Linked DNA regions of Mus musculus: region 2 is linked to region 1. A link is a contact called in ENCODE Hi-C or POLR2A ChIA-PET data. All regions are on one chromosome and are shown on one strand. The core of a region is the stretch at or near the end of the contact, and the rest is flanking DNA. Distances in the headings are between cores, read along the strand shown. Region 1 holds the start of Cfap97 (cilia and flagella associated protein 97). Region 2 holds the start of Slc25a4 (solute carrier family 25 (mitochondrial carrier, adenine nucleotide translocator), member 4).

Region 1 (4,458 bases), core at 1,021-3,520:
TCTAATTCTAGTCATCTGGCAAGCACATTTACCTACCAGACACGATCATCTCAAAGGCCTTCACAGATTTTGATATGCAGTTCCTTAATGGGTAGTGTCTTAAGCGACTTTTTTATTGCTGTGTCAAAGCAACGTGACCAAGGCAACTTATAAAATAGAGCAATTAGTTGGGTTCCCAGTTTCAGAGGGTCAGAGTCCATGATAGCAGTGCAAAGGCATGGCATGGCAGCAGGGACAGATGACAACTCCCTTCTTAATCCAAAAGCAGGAGGCAGAGCAGTAGAAGGCTTTTGAGATCTTTGCCAAAGCTCACCCCTAGTGCCACACTTCCAACAAGGCACACCTTACTCCTTCCCAAACAGTTCCACCAACTGAGGACCAAGTATTCAAATACATGCATATAGAGGTTATTTTCGTTCAAATCATTTTTAGTGAAGTCCCTGTGTTTTCTTGTGTTGTTGGCTATTTGTATCTTCTTTGGAGAAATGTCTACTCAAACACTTTATATCTACCCTGACAGAATATTTTTTCATTAGTTAAAAATTAAGTGAAATACTGTCTTTGAGCCAACAAAATGAAGAAAAAAAGTTTCTCTTTGTTAATAATCAGGACCCCAAAAATATAAAATATATTGTTCAAAATAAGAGTCCTTTCTTGAGTCTGATGGCTGTGGTTGTGATCACACACACACACACACACACACACACACGATTAGACACCTAGACACTTAGTGAAGCTCACCTCTGGGTGTGTCTGGAGGGCATTTCCAGAGACATCATGTGGGCTCTGATCTCATCAATGAAGTGACCCTTGATGGATTCATAATATGCTGGCATTATTAGCAGGTGGTGATAGGGAGGAGGTGGCGCCTAGGTGGAAGAAGGTCACTAGAGGTATCTCTAGCATTATACCTTGCCCTGGCCTCTTCCTGTAGGCCAGATTCTCCAGTCTTATAATTCCACAAACTGCTGCTCTGTAGTGCCATGAAGGACTGAACCCTCTCAAAATGTGAGTCAACACATCTTTCCTCACTGTGTTAGCTATTCTGTCATGGCTCTGACAAACAATACACTCGTAGTCCCTAGGATATAATGTTAAGTTTGTGCTTGCTTCCTTAGTACCTTTATTTAAGTGCTGAGAACTTATTATGGCTGTAACAAATTACTACAAAGTTAGATGTATAAAACAACTCATTGATTTGGATTAGGGAGCTGTGGAGGTCAGAAATCTAAAATCCAGGCATATTTGAGTTCTTTCGGGGTAGAAGCCACTTCTCCCCTCTTTTCAGTCTTCCAGAGATGCATGCATTCTTTGGCTCATTGACTCTTCCACACATCACTCAACTATTTTGTGTCCCAGCTCCTACAACTAACTGGCTTGGAAGCTTTTGCCTCTCCCTTTTATAGGGATTTATAGTGGCTGATTACACAATGAGCTCCTGGATAATGTAAATTTAATTGCATCAGCTAAATTCTTGTGCCAGATAAAGTAACATATTCGTGTACTCTGGTGATTAGAGGATAGAGATCAGGAGTGTACTGCCATTCCTGACCCTTAGATGTGTCAACAAGAAATTAAGGCACTCAACCGTCTATAGAGATCATTTTTTATATTGCTTAAAGTGGACCTTCACCATCAGAAGGGCCATCCTTTATGGGTTACCTGCCCCGGTGCATATTAACTATGCTTGAATTTGAAATTTTTTCCTCCTTTGACACGGGCCTCACGATATAGCCCTGGCTGGCCTGGAAGTCACTATGTAGAACACAGGGATTCCTCTCCCTCTACTCCCAAGTGCTGAGACCAATGGCATCCGCCACCAGGACTGGTTCGTGTAAACAGCGTTTTGCTGAAATAAAATCGAACAAAACACACAGTCGTCCTCCATTTTTATTATTGTCATCTTGTTACAGAATTACAAGATTACAGCGTCTTTTTAGGAAACCATCCCGGACGTCTAGACCTACCGCAGCGTCGTGGGTAGGCGAGCAGGTGATGCCCTGGACAACAGGGAGGCCTTGGTGGCCTCCTTTCCATGAGCCTCCGAGACCTCGCGAGGTCCTGCCGAGAAGCTGTCGCCCCTGCAGCGCCGGCCTGATCACTTTGACCGGGTCTCCCGGAACTACGGACGACAGGAGCGCAGCCCTCACCCTCGCCGGCAGAGACTCGGCTCCGCGCTCGCCCCGCCTTTCCCCTTCCGCTGAGTCCAACCCCCGGAGCTTCCGCCCGCGCTCAGGCGTGCGCCGGTCTCCGTTAGCTTCTACCGCGGGGGAGGGAGAACGGTGGAGGTGTGGCTGCGCGTGCGCAGAGCGAGCGAGAACCCGAACGCTCCGCGGGGCGCAAGAGTCCGTGGCGGCCACAGTTCGCAGGTGAGCGGCGCTCGGGCTTCCGCATCCGGTCGGTCTCCAGCGGGCGAGACGGCCCTCCCCTGCGTTCGGGGTCCGTTTCCCCGGTTCAGTGCCCGACGGAGGCGAGCACCCGGGGTGGGTACCGCCGAGCCTCCACGGTGGGGGGGACACAGGCTGTCCTCAGCCCTAGGCGCCGCCACCTCGGCCTCGCTAGCCCGCAGGGCGAGCGACGTGGTAACCGCTATTAAAAAAAAAAAAAAAAAAAAAAAAACGATAGCCCGGCCCGCAGGACGCGAGAGGAGGCGTGGAGTCGGGGTCCGAGCCCACGGCTGCCCCTCTCCGGGCGCTTGAACCCGAACCCACAGCTCTGAGGCACTGAGTGTGAAGAGGCAACCGACTGGGGTCCTGGAAGAAGCCCCAGACTCCTGAAAACCAGGTGTTCAGTTTGAGCCAAGATTTTTGTATGCTTAATTTGGTGCCCTATTGTGTCCATATCGACAGATAAGGACTTATCTCAAATGTACAAAATGCCGTTTTTAATGACAGGTTATTCGAGTATTCTTTCTGGTGTATTGGGAAAGCGCTGTTATTTCTACTGCTAGTTCTGCATAAGCTAAAACATCACTCTCCAAGTAACTTCCAGGTAGCTTTGACAGCAACCTGGCTCGATCCACCAGAGGGTTGTTAGAGTCTCATGAACCATCCTTTGATTTTTATCCTTCTCCCGTGTGTTGTAAGATAATCTTAACGATCCTATAAAGCTACAATTTTTCTTGCCTATTCCCGAATGTAAGTTGAATTAGAAGCAACCTTGATGTAAATTTTGGCAAAAGAATCGTTAATGAGGGAGATCGTCCGCTAAGTTTTCCTGGAACTTAAGTTTGTGTGTGTACAGCCACTCTTGCCCAATAGAAATTCTGACTATAAACACCAGAAATTTGACATACACTAGGCAGTGGGCCACCTCTCCAGCGGAGAGAGGGACATTATCAAAATACGCTGGAAACATGATGGTTTTATTCTGTTTACATAGGAGGCAGAGTAAGAACCTGGGCTGAGCCTTAAATCTCCAGACCTCTTTGTGGGATAAACCCAACTGTTGTAGGTCTTTTTCTAGACACTGGATGTATAAAGGTGAACAAGAAAGACCTCTGGAGCGCCCAGTCTGGTAAGAGTGGCTATACCTCCACCTCCTCCTCGCCCCATCCTCTCCTCTCTCCATCTTTCTCCAGAGCTCAGGTGATCCTCTTAATTTGGCTTCACTAGTAGTTGATTTATAAGCACACGCTATAAGGGGTCCAACGCTAGCCAGTCTCGTGAGGAGACTCCCGTAGGCAAAGTTTTAGACAAATCTCTTCCCGTTCTGCTCTTGGACCCCTAGAAACTAATTAGACGAGACAGCATCAGTGTGGAAGACCACAGTACAATTTCCTGTGTCCTTCATCCGGTGCCATTCACCGTCTCTTTTGAGAAATGGCCTTGTTTGGCCTAGAACTCACCAAGTAGAAGACTGGCTGGCCAGCAAGTCCTTAAGGATCCACCACCTCAGCACCATGTTTACAAACACACGCCAGCGCCCTCTCCTCCCCCCAACTGGAGCACTGGAACTATTTAAGCTTTTCTATCTCACCCAACCTACTTCTGAATAAACCTAAGCATACACTTCAGTAAGATGTCACATGTCTGTTAGTCAAGATGTACTACTGTTTCTGAGCAAACCATTAATAACTTCTGTTACGATGATGACTGCTTTTTTCTTTAATAAACTTATTGGGGGACACACTCATTAGTACTTGTGGAGGTTGGGAGGACCAGGGCTTAGTTCTCCTGTTCCATCCTGTAAGTCCCAGGAACCAAACTCAGGCTGGCAGGCTTGGTAGCAAGCACCATTACTGACCCAGTGATCTCAGTGGTCCTAAACTGACTTTTCGGTTATGGCTACGATTCTGCAAACTATCTCATCATTTAGTGATTTTTTTTTTTGTCTAGTATGAAATTCTTCAATTTCAAGAGATTTACGTTAGAGCTCGTACAATGTATTTTTAGGTTGATTTAGTGCTGGGTCTATCCATTTGGGAAGTACTTATCCTAGATGAGATAATATTGCCCT
Region 2 (4,435 bases), core at 307-2,806, 47 kb after region 1:
GACCTAGTTTGGGGTGGGAGGGAGGAAGGGGTGGCAGAGGACAGGCAGAGAGAAGGGAAGACAGAGGGGGAAAAAGGATTTGTATTTCCTCAGTTTTTCTTATTTTTGTTTTGAAAGGATAGGGTCATCCTATATAGCCCAGGCTAGCCTGGAACTAAAAAATCATCCTGTGTTGCCTCCCAAATGCTGGGATTATAAATGTGCACTGCTATGCCCAGGGTTCCTCGCCCATCTTTCACTTTCAAGTGACAAGGGAGAATTCCAATTGTTTTTTAATGTATCAGGAAATCAGTTACCAAGAACATACCAATAAATGTTAGTTACTTGACTAAGCTAAAAAGCAGTCCAATTTCTCGACATTATAAGGACATTTGAGCGAAATTCCCTGCAGGCTTATGGGGAATGGCAATAAAGATCCCTCCCTCAAGGGCTCTTAACATGGTGAGCAGATGACAATGTCCCTGCTTTACTCGAATGTCCCCCGAGACAAGGTTGTCTTAACAGTAGGTGTCTGAAAATTTTCAAGCAGATAATTCAAGTGATTAGTGAGTTACTACTGCCGTGGCCAATCTGTTGGAGCATTTTGTGTTATGTTTAAATGCCCAAACGGCTCTTCCCCATTGAACAGCGTTTGCCTTTGAGATGGATCAGATGATGATGGCAGGCCCCTTCAATGACCGGGGAGAAAATTATATGGGGACAAGATGGCCAAGGCGGTCTGAATTTATCCTGAATATTACTTCTGGATTTCTGCCTCAGTGTCTCCATCTGTGAATACGGGCCAAGGACGATTCCTATCTTGCAGAGGTTATAGGAAAGATGAATGAAATCAATGTCAAGTTATAGCGCAGCGCACGCGACATAGAGCGAACCCCAGTCAATGATTAATCTGATGCTTCAATTGTCAAGGGTGGATGCAGATAAGAAGGTGCAGAGGATGTGGCCAAAGGGTGAGGCCCGCCTAAGAGGCCTTAGATGGAATGTCGCTTGCTGTACCGGGCACAGGATCTGGCTCGAGGTAGACCAGCTTCGGGGTGGGTTTCCATATATAGACACCCCAACGCGGGCGCCACCCGACACCAGGAATCTGCCACTGACGCTGGACCTGTATCTGCGTAGAGGGCACCTTCCCCTTCGCCTAGGCCCCGGGCTTGCGGCCTAGCACAGATTTTTCCGCAGCGTCGCGCGCGCCCGCGCCGCAGCATCCCCGCGCCCCGCCCGCATCCCTGCGCCCTGACGCGCGCGCCCCGCCCCGCATCCCCCCAGCGCCCTGCCGCGCCCCGCTCGCGCCCCCAGCCGTCCTGACCTGCAGCAGCAGTTTGACCCTCTCGATCGGGGCGACCGCCGTCTTGGAGACGGCGGCGGCGATGCCACCTGCCAGGAAGTCCTTAAGAAAGCTCAAAGCCTGATCCCCCATGCTGAAAGCCGGGCGCACACAGCCTGCAAGGAGCCGCTCGTTTGCTCTTGCCTACGCCCGGCCAGGCACCGCCACCCCGAATCCGTCCCTGCACGACGCGAAGGGACCGCCCGCCTGACCGCAGCCCTCCTTATATCCCCGGCTCGGCGTCTCGCGAGAGGAGGAGGGACCCCGGCGAGCGCGCAGCGCGCATTGGCTGGGCTGGTCCCTGGACAGCCCCTCTCCATCCCCCTCCTTTGCAGAGGGCATTGGGGGCGAAGACGCTTCCGGGAGCTAGGGGTGGGTTGGGGGCTGTGCCTGCAGCTTGGGACGTTTAAAGGGCAAATTCATGCTATCTGTCCCAGCGAGCCGAGGGAACACCGTGTCTCTGCTGCATGTGGACCGTTGTATTTATAGCTCACGAGGGTTTAGCCTGGGGACGACCTGGGGACAGAGAGGGGGCCCCTTGATGCTTCAAGGGAAGCTCTTTTTGACCTCGATCTTGCACCACGGTGCTTTTGGCCAAGAAGGTTTCAGGCTTCCACCCCTTCCCGTTGTCAGGGCGTTTCCAACTAGAGCTCCCTGCCTGGATTCGGGCCTCTGCAGAACTCTGCGTTTCTGCAAATAAATCATACTCCTCCCAAATACATACTAACATCTTTTTAATGCCATTATTGCCTCATAGTAGAGGGCAAGCTCCTGTCTCCGACTTCTCTCCATTCAATCCTTGAACCATTCAGTCAATAGAAAATATGTATGCACCGGGCACTCTGCGCCATCAGGGAAAAAGAAAAAAAGCAGAATGCAGCGGCGCTAGGTGGATTCTCAGTTTGGCAGTGAATGTGGATGTGTGGCTTTTCTGTTAACTCGGCCTGTCACACTGACACACAGGCCGAGGACTCCTAAGGAAAAGACTCTCCTTTATTAGCTCCTAGTCTCTCTCAGCTCTTGGGATTCTCTCGTGGACAGACCTCTAAAGGGCTTGAATGCGTGCTCAGCTCTTAATGGAATCTCAACCGTATTTCGTGCAGGATGGTTCCAGTTGGCTGGCGGCTTCTTAAGGATCAGAGTCCTCAGACTTTTGGGAAGGTCGACTCCTTGGCTGTGTCTGACTCTATAACAGACAGCTTGAGGTTGGGGGAGGGGGGCCGAGGCACTGTCTAATCCCAGGAAAGTGATTGCAGTTTTTTTTTGTTGTTGTTGTTGTTGTTTTTTGTTTTTAATACATGGATGTGAGATTTCGTTACCCTCACCTCATTTAAGGCAGTTCAAATATAACTGTGCATATTTTCCATACTGCTGCCCCTTCCACAAGAATGAGTGCTATTAGGGTTTTTTTGTTGTTCTTTTCTTTTCTTCGTTTAACTTCAAGCCCCTTACTCTGTTCTTTTCCCACATTTGCTAACCTTCGTTTGGACATCGGTCAAGGCAGTTCATCTTTTTAAAAGTTTGCTGATCTATGCATATTTCATGTTAGGTGCTGACTGAGCTGCACCTGTGTGTCGCTCAGAGCCTAAAGACTTACTAGAGCAGAGGTCACTGGCGGGATGCCAGGAGCACATAGGTGATGTATTTATTTGCAGTTGGGAGAAACAAGGCTGGGACCCGTTACCATGTTGCTGGAGGTCAAAGAAGACACACGCATAGACAAACATAAAAGGCATCTCTGTGTTCCTTCACCAGATACCAACTGAGCAATCACTGTGTACCAGGAAGTGTGGCCTCTAAAGGAAACGCAAGTAGCACCTTGAGCCACCTCCAAGGACCTTTAAGTTCAGGGTTGTCCATCACAGTTTCACACAGCAATTTCCATGGACAATAAAATTTCTATATTAGTCATAATTATAATTGTGTGTCTACTCCATTTGGCTCTATAAATATTGGGAAGTAAATGAAGCCATTTCCTTTCAGTTCTGTGTTAGAGGTTGCCTACTTAATTACCTATTTGTCTTTACTTAATTACCAATTTGTTTTTACTTAATCACCTATTTGTTTTTATTTTTATTTTTCATTTATTAAGGGTTAAAGCAAAATTACAACTTTTATTTCTTTTATTGAAAATATGTTTTTTTCATATAGTATATTCTGATTATGGGTTTCCCTCCCCTTGGTTTTCCCAGTTTCTCTACCACTCCCATCCAAATCCACAGCCTTTCTGACTCTCATTACAGAACAGTCATGTGGGGGCTGGAAAGATGGCTCAGTGGTTAAGAGCACTGACTGCTCTTCCAGTGGTCCAGAGTTCAATTCCCAGCTACCACATGGTGGCTCACAACCATCTCTAATGGGATCCAATGCCCTCTTCTGGTGTGTCTGAAGACAGCAACACTGTACTCGCATACATAAAATAAATAAATAAATATATCTTTTTTAAAAAGAAAACAGTCATGTAAGGAATAATGTAAGATGCAATAATAAGAAAAAAAACAAACAAATAGGAATAGGGCAGAACAAACAAACAGAAGAAAAAGAGCCAAAGAAAAAGCACCAGACACACACTTGCCAGCATGCATAGGAATCCCATTAAAAACACTAAACCAGAAACCATGATGTAATCCAATGAAAAGAAATAAAAAAGGAAGACATGACTGCTCCTAGGTATGGTGGTTTATTGTGGATGAAAGGAAAGCATAGACCCTGAGCTAGTGGTGTGAGGAGAGATGAGAGGGGAGAGCTAAACCAAGAGGCCAGGAGGGTAGAAGGGAAAGGGGACAGGTAACCAAAGTAGTTGGATTATATAGGGAAGGGCAGCTGGGGGAAGGGCACCCCAGCCCTGGGGCTGGAGAAGGCCAGGGTATGCCAACCAGAAGGAACCTGTAACAGATGAGGACTGAAGGATCCTGGGAGAACCTGGCAGCCAGGTCTGCTTCGATGTGTTAAATGGGCCCCTCCGATGGCCTTTTGTCCACTGTAGACCTGTAAGATCTAAATGAGGGGGCGGGGCAGGGAGAGAGGCAGGGAGAAAGGGAGAAAGGGAGAAGGGGAGGGAGAGGGAGGGAGGGAGGGAGGGAGGGAGGGAGGGAGGGAGGGAGGAAGGAA

What was found. Hi-C counts contacts between places; a loop is a spot of excess contacts on that map. ChIA-PET counts read pairs that join two places held with the same protein, here RNA polymerase II (POLR2A).
Region 2: a loop to region 1 is called in a map of left cerebral cortex, with 7 times the contacts of the local background. The contact joins the promoter of Slc25a4 here to the promoter of Cfap97 in region 1. A Hi-C loop is called at or near these places in 2 of 37 maps with a recorded cell type or tissue (both left cerebral cortex). POLR2A ChIA-PET finds 5 or more read pairs at or near these places in 4 of 5 experiments (Patski and embryonic stem cell).

Annotation. Positions count from the first base shown.
Region 1 is chr8:46,161,381-46,165,838 of GRCm38, forward strand. Cfap97 (cilia and flagella associated protein 97) reads left to right here and starts at 2,271. Exons shown (of 5, transcript NM_025747.4): 1 at 2,271-2,369.
Region 2 is chr8:46,209,506-46,213,940 of GRCm38, forward strand. Slc25a4 (solute carrier family 25 (mitochondrial carrier, adenine nucleotide translocator), member 4) reads right to left here and starts at 1,557. Exons shown (of 4, transcript NM_007450.5): 1 at 1,307-1,557; 2 at 1-3. The coding sequence starts at 1,417.